Linked DNA regions of Homo sapiens: region 1 is linked to region 2. The links are chromatin contacts, found by Hi-C or POLR2A ChIA-PET in ENCODE. All regions are on one chromosome and are shown on one strand. Each heading gives the region's core, a stretch centred on a gene start or an enhancer-like site at or near the end of the contact. The rest is flanking DNA. Distances are from core to core; before and after follow the strand shown.

What was found. A loop is a pair of places that touch in the nucleus more often than their neighbours do. ChIA-PET counts read pairs that join two places held with the same protein, here RNA polymerase II (POLR2A). Pooled maps may share reads with other maps.
Region 1: a map with no recorded cell type shows a loop between it and region 2 (4-fold over the local background). The contact joins the promoter of IRF2BP2 here to the enhancer-like site in region 2. A Hi-C loop is called at or near these places in 1 of 37 single-sample maps with no recorded cell type and 3 of 50 pooled maps. POLR2A ChIA-PET finds 5 or more read pairs at or near these places in 1 of 52 experiments (IMR-90).

Annotation. Positions count from the first base shown.
Region 1 is chr1:234,608,928-234,613,981 of GRCh38, reverse strand. IRF2BP2 (interferon regulatory factor 2 binding protein 2) reads left to right here and starts at 3,804. Exons shown (of 2, transcript NM_182972.3): 1 at 3,804-5,054. The coding sequence starts at 4,488. RefSeq lists enhancers at 890-939, 1,220-1,279, 3,430-3,529, 3,632-4,329 and silencers at 2,580-3,179, 3,660-3,849, 3,910-4,009, 4,390-4,469, 4,710-4,989.
Region 2 is chr1:232,589,054-232,594,230 of GRCh38, reverse strand. The region is part of intron 1 of SIPA1L2 (signal induced proliferation associated 1 like 2); the gene reads left to right. Among named protein-coding and RNA genes, the nearest start is that of SIPA1L2, 38 kb to the left of the region's middle. RefSeq lists an enhancer at 2,777-3,277. Within about 2 kb of position 3,355, at least 7 of the 41 ENCODE cell types and tissues checked have a DNase peak (open chromatin) inside an H3K27ac peak, as active enhancers do.

The DNA.
Region 1 (5,054 bases), core at 2,555-5,054, 2.0 Mb before region 2:
GCTGTTACTAAGAAGGAAGACTCTCATATCAATTACAGAAGGTTCATTTATGTCATGGTGCTCCATAGTATGTGTAGATATATTCATATAAACAAATGTGTTCAAATATATATAACTTATTTAAAAAATTGGAAAAGCCCTGAATATCACGTGTGCTCTTCAAACCTTACGACACTTTTGCCAAAGCTGAAGAAACCCGCAATGATGTCCACAGAAATCCAGATGAAATGTGGCTGCATTTTTTCTCTTCTTCAAATACGCCAAGATCAGAGTTTAAGAAGCTTTAGCATGGTTGCAACATCATGCTATTTAAGGAAACTGCACTCTAAAGAATGAAGGCTGTGATTCCACCTCTGGATAGAGGGTGAAAGCCACGAACTCAGCAGTTCCTAGGAATACCATCTATCTCCTGGACAGCACCCACAAGCTGCTGGGGGAATGGGGTTGCACCCCTCTTGCAGCTGCATAACCTGGGGGCAAAGTTCCAATAAGGTACTCTTGTAGGAACCGTTTCTTTACACTGCTCTATAGACTGTCAGTTCAGGGCTTCCGTGTGTTAATAGCTGCTTGACTGGAGTAAGCTCTGGAAACCAGATTCAGATTTTAGATGTTTAACGTTCACGCAGTAGAAGCCCGTTTCAATCTCAGTGTCGGAAGGTCACATTAGTTCTACCCATTGAGCTATCGCTTACAACTGCTCTCTTAGGTTTGCCTTCCAAGCCACTTCCTTATTCCTGCTTTTCTGATAGTGTCATACTGAATGGCTTTCCTTTTACTCCTACACTGTGATTTTTATTTAAAAAAAAAAACAACTCTCAGAAATTAGAGCTGGAAAGGACTGTTGGTTTGTCTAGTCTCAGCAGGAGTGTTCTCCATAGAATATTTCCTTTAGTCCTTAAGACAAATTGCAACATTTTAGTGTTCTGGTGAAAAGCCAGCCTCATCCCGCTGCGTCGCCGACACTTGGCCCAGCATCTGCCTGCCTGTCCGTATATGAATGTGCAGGAGCACACTGCAGCCAACCCGGTAACCTTGACTCTGGGTGGCAAAGATGATCATAATTCTCTTTTGAGAGGACCTGGTGCCTCAAGCAAGAGGGCAGAGTCTACGTGACTAAAACATACCAACTTCCTCTTTCATAAGTCATCACATGATGAACTACAATTACAATTCCTGCCTTGTCTCTGCGAATTGCAGACGCATTGCCTCACCCTAGAAACCCTGCTCCTGTGTGTGGAGGAGGCGGCTGTAACTGCTGCAGCAGCCGCTTTGGATGGGATCCAACTCCAGTCTGTGCCGGGAGGGAGCGGTGGGTGGAAGACAAAAACAAAGCTATGTTTACTTAGCATACATCGATAAAGCTGCTTCAGAGCTACATGAAAGGCCAGGCTGCATGAAAGACTTCTGATACAATATAAGGAATTGCTGCCCTGAATCCAGCCTTAACCCCCTTGATTCCGGATCGAGCCCAGAACTAAAATAGCCCTTCCATTTTCCATCGGGCATTTCATTAGGGAAGTTACAACAACTCAGTTTCGACATGAAACTGGCAGTGTAAAATAAGAAGGAAATGCTCTTCCTTTGGAGAAGAAAAGCTCCGTTTTGCAAAGATCTTAGTATCGTGGCAGAATTTCTATCTCTAATTCTATTTTAGGATGGAGTGGCAGGCTCTCCCCTTGAGGCCATTACAGTACCAGCTTGCAGAGAAATGAGTATAATTAGGCCACAACTCTAATGGTGAGTTGTGTTTTCTTTTAGTATGTTTCAGTCAATGCTTAGTGGGGCCGTCTCTTGGGGGCGATGAGTTGGTTCATTTCTCTGCAGCACAAGGACTGGACTTCATCCCCTTTGGGCAGTGACGCAGTGGGTGAAGGCATGTACTGGAATGAGTGTCACAGGGTCTCTGAGGAGGGTGACCAAAGGGACAGGTCTTGAAAGCGGTGTGCAACAGCAGGGCCTGGGAGTGACCAAACCCGCTGGCACCAGCTACTCCCGGGAAGGATCTGGACAGGCCCCATTCTCCCAGCTTGGAGAGGGTGAGGCAGGATTGCAATTGCAGGGCAAGATCCAGGAACAGATGCAGAGACCTTTAAAACAGGCGCACCTTCTATGGAAATCCCCAAAAGACATTCAAGGTTAGCCTGTAAAAACATTTAGGTCTGACATTACGTTTTCTGTGCCATTTTCGAACAGGTTTTTTCATGTGTTTTAAGCAGCTCCCTCCACTGTTTCTCTAAGGGTGTTTTTCCTCTTCCTTGTGGTTAATCCTTTGAAGCAACCTGGTATTTTCAATAGCAACGACTAGAGAGAAACGTCAGCATGATTTTTTTTTTCTCTCCACCTACCAATCCAGTTGTAGGAAAGATAATATAATTAGTACCCTGTTCTTCCCACACTTAACCAGCTCATTCCAGTCTCAAGGGAGAGTTGTGGGCCTGTGTTCCCAACAAAAGCAGCTCCAGAGGCCGCCCTTAAAGAGCTTAAGTGTAAAAGTCCCAATTGAAGAGCGACTAAGCCTACGTGTATTAGGGAGACTAACGACCAGCCCAAAGTGATTTACCATAACACACACTAGCTCCTCCTCCCGATAAAAGTGCGAAACTCAAACATTCAATTCAGTCTGGGCTGAGTCTGAGGCTGCCAACGGTGGCAGACCTGCAGGCCGGGCTCATCCCGGCCTGGGTGGCATATAGGGCAAAAGTCCGCCTCCGTCGGCGGCCCGCCCTGCGGGACGGCGGGCCAGCCAGCCAGCCGGTCGCCCCCACGGCCCTCGGGAACCTCGCGGAGGCGAGCAGGACCCCCCCCCCCCCCACTCGCGCCCTCGCCTCCCGCCACCTCGAGTCCAAGTTCGGGCCCGGGGGCGGCGCCTCGACGCCCAGACTCGCCGAAGGGGGTGGAGCCTGCGCTGTGACGCGGCCGCGCTGGCCGTAGACCCCGGATCCCTGGAATGTGCATTCGTTCCACGAGGCCCTAGTGCCAGCGGCGCCGAGGCACGTCTGCGCGGAGCGTGCGCACTCGCGGCGGCGGCCGCCCACGGCCCCGCGCCCACGTCACGCGCCCGCCGCGCATACCTACATAAGGCAGCCGGGGCGACTGGCGCGGCGAGGCCCCCGATGAACAGGGCGGGCTGGACGGGGCTAAGAGCGGCACTTGGTGTTCGGGAGAGGCTAGTCCGAACCGCGCTCCCTCCCCTCCAGAGGGCTCCGTGGAAAACGCGCGAGCCAGCTGGCGGCGTGTGCACGTGGTGCTGGGCTTGGGAATATTCACAGTCTCCCTAGTTAGTAAAAGGGACAGGCGGGGCGTATGTCCTTTCCAAGACAAATGCAAAGCACCAGTGACGGATTTCATGCTATGTGTCCGACATTGAGCTTTCAAGTATAACTCCTAAAAAACCAGAACTGTGAACCACGCTAGACCTAAATTCCCCATTCTCAGGAGACTGACGGAAACCAAGTGACAAAGTGTCCTTGCATAAAAGAAAAAAAATGATTTTTAGCACGATTTGGCCCAGAGGCACACCAGAGGAAAACATCCTGAGGGTGGTCGGGACAGCCGGGTGGGGCGCGAAGTGAGGGAAAGTGGAGGAAAAGCACTCGATCACTTTGCGCGGTGTTCCGAAGGGAACACCGGCGCTGCGCTGCTGCGCTGCCCCGCGGGCGGGCGGGCGCCGCGTAGCCGGCTCTCCCGGCAGCGCTCCTTCGGCGCGCGGGGGGAGGGGGAGCGCGCGCGCGGGAGGGCGGGCACGCGCACGAGGGGAGGGGGCCCGCGCAGGCGCCGTGCGAGACTGTCGAAGAATCAAGTCTGTAGAAGTGGAGCGGTCGCGGCGGCAGCAGCAGCAGCGACGGTGGCGGCGGCGGAGCTGAGGCGGGCTGGCCGCTGACGCTGGCGCTGGAGAGCGGCGACGCCAGGAGCTGTGAGAGAGCGGCGGAGCGACCCGGGGCCCGCGCCGCGCCCGAGCTCCACGCCGCCCGGCCGCCGCCACCCCGGCGCGGCATGCCCCGCCGCTCGGGCTGAGCCTGCCCCGGCGGCCGCCCCCCGCCCCCTGCCCCCCCGGCCTCCCCGCCCCCCGCCCCGCACTCCGTGCCGGCCGCCGCCGCGACCTGCTGCGCTCCCCCGCGCCCGCGCGGCCCGTCTTCGCCCCGGTCTGGAGGCCCGCCGCGGCTCCGGCCGAGCCCCCACCGCCGCGCCCGCCGCCCCGCCGCGCCGCGCCGCCCGCCCGTGCCCGGGCCGGCCGGGGGGAACTGCTGCCGCGGCTGCAGCCCCTCACCTCGCGCCCGCCGCCCCTCGTGCACCGGGGGCGCTGCGCGGGCGCCGAGCCTTCGCGGGCTTTGCCGCCGCCGCCGCCGCCTTTGCGGCCGCCGCCGCCGCTGGTGGGGGAGACGCGGGGTTGGGGGGGGAGGAGGGCGCGCGTGGTGCCGGTGGGGGGCGGCGGCGGCGCCCCCTCCTCCTCCTCCGCCTCCTCCTCCGGCGTCGCGGGCTCCTCGGACATGGCCGCGGCGGTGGCGGTGGCGGCCGCGTCCCGGCGGCAGTCGTGCTACCTGTGTGACCTGCCCCGCATGCCCTGGGCCATGATCTGGGACTTCACCGAACCCGTCTGCCGCGGCTGCGTCAACTACGAGGGCGCCGACCGCGTCGAGTTCGTCATCGAGACGGCGCGGCAGCTCAAGCGGGCGCACGGCTGCTTCCCGGAGGGTCGCTCCCCACCCGGCGCCGCGGCCTCGGCCGCCGCCAAGCCGCCGCCGCTCTCCGCCAAGGACATCCTTTTGCAGCAGCAGCAGCAGCTTGGCCACGGCGGCCCCGAGGCGGCCCCGCGCGCGCCGCAGGCCTTGGAGCGCTACCCGTTGGCGGCCGCGGCCGAGAGGCCCCCGCGCCTCGGCTCTGACTTCGGCAGCAGCCGCCCGGCAGCGAGCCTGGCCCAGCCGCCGACGCCGCAGCCGCCGCCCGTGAACGGCATCCTGGTGCCCAACGGCTTCTCCAAGCTAGAGGAGCCGCCCGAGCTGAATCGCCAGAGCCCGAACCCGCGGCGCGGCCACGCGGTGCCGCCCACCCTGGTG
Region 2 (5,177 bases), core at 2,106-4,605:
ACCTTCACTTCTTATGTTATCAGTTCCATGGAATCAGTAGGAGTCACACTCTACAAGCCTGTTCTAGTCCGACTGGGCAGATAGAGTGAGGTCATCTCACTCTATCTGGAGAGGAGACTGGAGGGGAGTGCTGAGGATGCTGCCAGGGTGGGGTTTTGAGATTTAATAGGGGGCTAAGGTCAGGCTTGTCGGAGACAGGTTAGAGATTACTAGAGGGTCAGAGGTCCCACCGCTTGGGCAGGAGGGCAGGAGCCAGCTGAGCAGGGCTGACTGAGGGGCCTGAGCTTGCCCTTGTGGCTTTGAGGCTGGGCCATTTAGACTGTGCCTGCCCAAGCAGGGTCTGCCCTGGATGTCCACGGAGTATAAAGAGGCCCCTTAGGTGAGGGCGGTACAACCATTTGCTGAAAGGTGACTTTTCTAAAGACCTGTTCCTACTTTGAATATTGCTTATTTGACACGATTTAAGTGGGATGTTTTAATTTTTATTTATTTATTTTTGTGTGTGCGTGTGTGTTACTGAGAATTTGTATCTTTTCATTTAATTTCAACAACTTGTTGGAAAATGCTGGCCACTCTGACTTCTAAGATACTTAGTGACATTTTATAGATAGTTTGGATTGTTTCTATGTAATCATTTGAACAAAACCATAACAAATCGTTTTATGAAAAGCACCCTGGAGATGGTAAATTCTGAAACCAAACTAAAATTGGTTTCAGAATTCTTATTCTGCGAGCTACATTTAAAAAAATGTAATGTCTCCAGATTAGGCCTTAAAATGAAGCGCCCCCATTAATATCCTGCTTATGTTCAGGAACATCTAGAAAAAGGTGTCAGTGCAGAAGCTGAAAGCACACAGCCCGTGCGTGCTGAGCGGGTTCCTCACCCCAGCCTTTCTCCCAGGCTGCAGAAAGGACTCAGGAAATGTGGCCCATCATTATTACTTATGCTTGTTAAACAGGAATTGACCAGATACCTCATTTTAACATTTTAAAGATATCTCTATGAGAGAGTTGAATATTTGACTTAGGACTTTTAGAAAAATATATATTATTGTTTTTCTTAAATGTGATGTTTTGTGTTTGTTGTAAATACGTGATACAATATGTAATAATTTATGCAGCCCTTGAACACGCTGTCTTCAGAGTCGTTTTGCAGCTGCTGTCTGAGTTTCCTAAGTCATTTGGATTTACTTGGGTGTGTTCAGCCCAGATAAAAATGTGGATCTACCTGAATGTGTCCAGCACCTGCACCACTATTAAAACCGAGAATTTCCTGAGGTCAGGAATTACAGGGAACTGATTCTCTTCATTACTTGGGACTAATTTCCCCTTCTTCCATTTTTCCAGTCGTACAGCAGAAGACTATGAAATAGAGGATTTAAGGAGAGAAGAAAAGGGCATTTTCACCTTTTTTTTTTTTTCCTGTGAACATTCGGAGAGGATAAACTGAAGCTTGAAATATTAGTGCTCATTTTAATTTTATATTAAATTAGTTTTATTACAAGTTTTCTAAGGTTCTTTATGGAAAGGTTAAAAAAGATTTGTTGTTGTTGTTGTTTAGTTCTAGAAAACCTGGCAGTTTACAAAGTTTTGGGGTAACAGTAAACTTTCCTTCCTTTGATTCACTAAGTTTTTCTTAGTCTTTCAATACCTGAGGGCCAGGAGTGTATAGACTACATGATAAATCAGTTTTTTATTTTATTTTCACATATAAACCAGAGTTAATTTGATTTAAGATCAACAGACTTGATTTATAAAAGAATACTTGTATTTTTAGATCTGAACATTTTAGGTGGCTACAATTTTACCCCAAATTAAGAACCTTTGCAAACCAAGTGGCAGGTGGTCTCATTCAGCTATACCAGTTGAGATGTGTTTACCTCTGGAGATGGAGTGAAAGAAATTGTATCTGGCAGATAGCGGAGGAAAATTGTCTTCATGGCTAATTATTCAGTGACTTCTATCTATGCAGCTTCCCATTTTAATTCTGACGGTAAGTGTCTGCAAATGTCTGTGCTAAATATTCCTCTTGCTTTCAGACAGCCTCTAAGTAAGTGTGTGTGTGTAAGAATTGATAACTTTATATTTTTTTCCTCTCTTTTCTCTGGTAGTTTATTTTTAGTAGTAAAATAGTGGCAATGGATAATTCAGTCACGTTTTCCTTCTTTTTCTTATTCTGGTAGCCCCTTCCTAAGAGTGATTAGTGGGAAAAAAAGGGACATAAGGGCTCAGTCCCACTAGAAGCACCCATAGAAGTGGCCCTTTATGATGGCAGGCGGCACTTACAGGCTTAGGCTGTTGCCATTTCAACTGTGTTCTTATTTTTTTAAGCAAGAGTCTCAGCCAGTTCTAGTAAATTAAAAATTAGAACATAAGAAGTGAGGAACAAGAGTTCCTCTTGGGCTGGGATAAACTGGATTTTGAAGTAGAGCAACCTCCGTTCACTGACTCCTTGGTCAGGAGTTTATTGGTACAAGGGCTCGGAAGCATTTTCCTCTCTCCTTGTCATAAGGTACCGCATCTTTTTGATTTTCTTAGACTCTGCCCTAACATGGCCTCACTAAGGAGACTAGAAAACTGAGAGAAAACCTTGCCAGTCAGTAAACTGCATCACAAGGCCTGAAGAGAGAGCTTAAAGGCAACACACAACAAAAGGCAGAGGTGCCAGATGGCTATGCCATTCTGGGTTAAAGGTTAAACCTCATCCTCCCTGGAGACCAGCCAGAGGCAGCCACATTCCTGGCCCTGGTGGGGGCTCCTGGCCCAAGGGCTCCACTGCCCATCCTCGGCAGACCCAGGGAGGAGCTGGGTTTGGTGTAGAACAGGTAATGGGCAGCACAGTACTCATGAGTAGCAAACCTTACAGGACTGATCCCGTCATGACCAATATGGAAATGTCAGTACTCGAGTACCTGTGTGTGTTGATCTTCTCTCTGAAATATAAACAGCTAAATTATTTTCCAATTTGGTCAAGGAAATAGGGAATCACATGTGAACTATTTTTGTAATAGGCCGAGTTACTAATTTTTGTTTAACTAACTCTTTCCATTTAAATGCTTTTTGGCTGTTTTGTCATTGTTCCTATGTGGGCTGCTATTTTCAGATAGGGTGCTGGAGGTCAGTAAGGCCAAGAGAGACGGTGAGCACTCATCACTGCTCCCCTGTGTTGGCTGCACTCCGGAAAATGGGCACACACCTTGAAATCAGCCGTGTTCTGATTTACCCGGCTTTCCGTTAACCAGCCCTTTAACTTGACCAAGGTTTATTCCCTTTTGTTTGCTGTAAACTATGTTGAGGAAACTCTTACAAAGCACAGTCCTTCCTGTTTGTATTGTCTGCATTTTAGGTTGATGGGGTGGGTTTCATTTCTCTCTTAGAGTCACTTCTCTAATCCAGTTTCTTTTGTCTAATGCATGGTAAAGAATTCACTGTTCGATATGACTGACTTTGGTCTGCAGTTAGTTGGAAGATCTCATATTCTTTCACTGCAGGACAATTTTTTTTTTCCTTTTTTTGTTTTTTTATGGTGGTAGAGATATTGGGAGGAATGCAGGGATGGAACTAATTTGTGTGTGGCTGGTTGCATGGGCGAGGCCCAATGCCATGTGCTTCTCTAAGCCATGTTCCCGTTCAGGAAGTAGGTAGGGCCCGAGAGCTAGGGTCTGAATCAGCATGTGACATCAGGTCCACTGTGTTTCTCCTCCATACCCTCTGCTTTCCAGAAAACAGTGTGTATGAACTCCAGCTCACTTTCTTCCAGCAGTCTTGTTAAAATGCTGGTGCTATCACTGAGTTAAATTTCTTATTTCTCCTTCAACTTTATTAAGTTTGGTTTAATTTATTTACTTTCTTCAGACTCAAGTTGTATACAAAAATAAATGGAGCTTTATTGAATCTCACTGCGCAATTGGTGACACACACCTTTTAGAGAAATAAAGTCAAGAGTCATTTTTATGGGGCATCTTGAGATAAACTCTTGAGGGGTTTTGTGTAGCCTGCGTGGGAGGGCCCTGGAGGTGGAGGTGAGAGACTGTGGGAATTGGGGAGGTGAGGACTGTCTGTTCCATGATGTGCTCCAGCAAGGTGTCTGGGGACTTGACTTCCCTTGTGGGGAAGAGGATAGGAGAGATGGAATTCCCGGATTGCGTTGCTGGATTGCAGGCACACTCCAGTGGGCTCTGGAAGCCCTCAGAGGAACCCTTGACTTGAGATAGAGCGATGACTTCCTGTTCTGTGATTCGTCCTCCTTGGCTGGATGGTTTCTGAACTGCTGCAGGAAGTGTCTGTTTAGTTGTGCAAGTATTGTTTCAGGAATTAGAAGTTGTGTTTCCTTTCCTGAAACGCATATGCCTTACTATAGATAAGGAGATTCTTTTTTCTTTTTTATAGTTCTTATACCTCAAGCATGCCATTTTTCTAAACAGGAGCCTATATGTGAATGCACTTATCAGTTTTCCCCTGGGTTCAGTAAAATGGATTTGTCTTAGATTCCTGTAGTAAAGTTGTTGACAGAGAGTTGAGGGAAGATCAGCTGAAAAGCATCCAAGTGTGGAATCCACTGGAGAACAGTGCTTTGCCCATTTAAGTGTCTGACAACTGAGTTATTTGTAAGTTATGCCAAGGATATTTTTAGAACTCAGTATCTTATCCTTAGGTTACCAATTATTTTGATTCCCCAACAGACTCCAAAGGGTACAAGAGAAGTGAGATTGGAAAAAAGAATTTCTGCGAAGAGAAGCTCAACTGAATCTTAACTATGGTAATTAATTGGCAGAAAATCAATAATTCAGTGAGAAGCCTCTCAGCCAATGGTGGCAAAAGACAATGTAGTGAATGTTAGTGGATTTGGGAGAGTATACAAGTACCAGTGAGCTAACTGGGTGAATTTACATACTGTGTTACCGTAGTGTTACACAAGACTAGTCATTTGGGAAATTGATGGAAGATTAATGGAGATCCAAATGTTTAAATAGTTTAATCATTGTCTGACCCTAAAGAGAAACCTCAGTGAATACGTATTTGGCTTAATGAATTGAAATGAAACTGCGTTTTGTCACCCGATGGTGAGGAAATTTTAGCTCACCTGCTTTATGTCTCAAATTCTTTTCCATAAACGTGCCCCTGTGTTTCCTTGAGGGAACTGCCACCTAAATGTTTCTTTCAGATAGTGCTTCTCA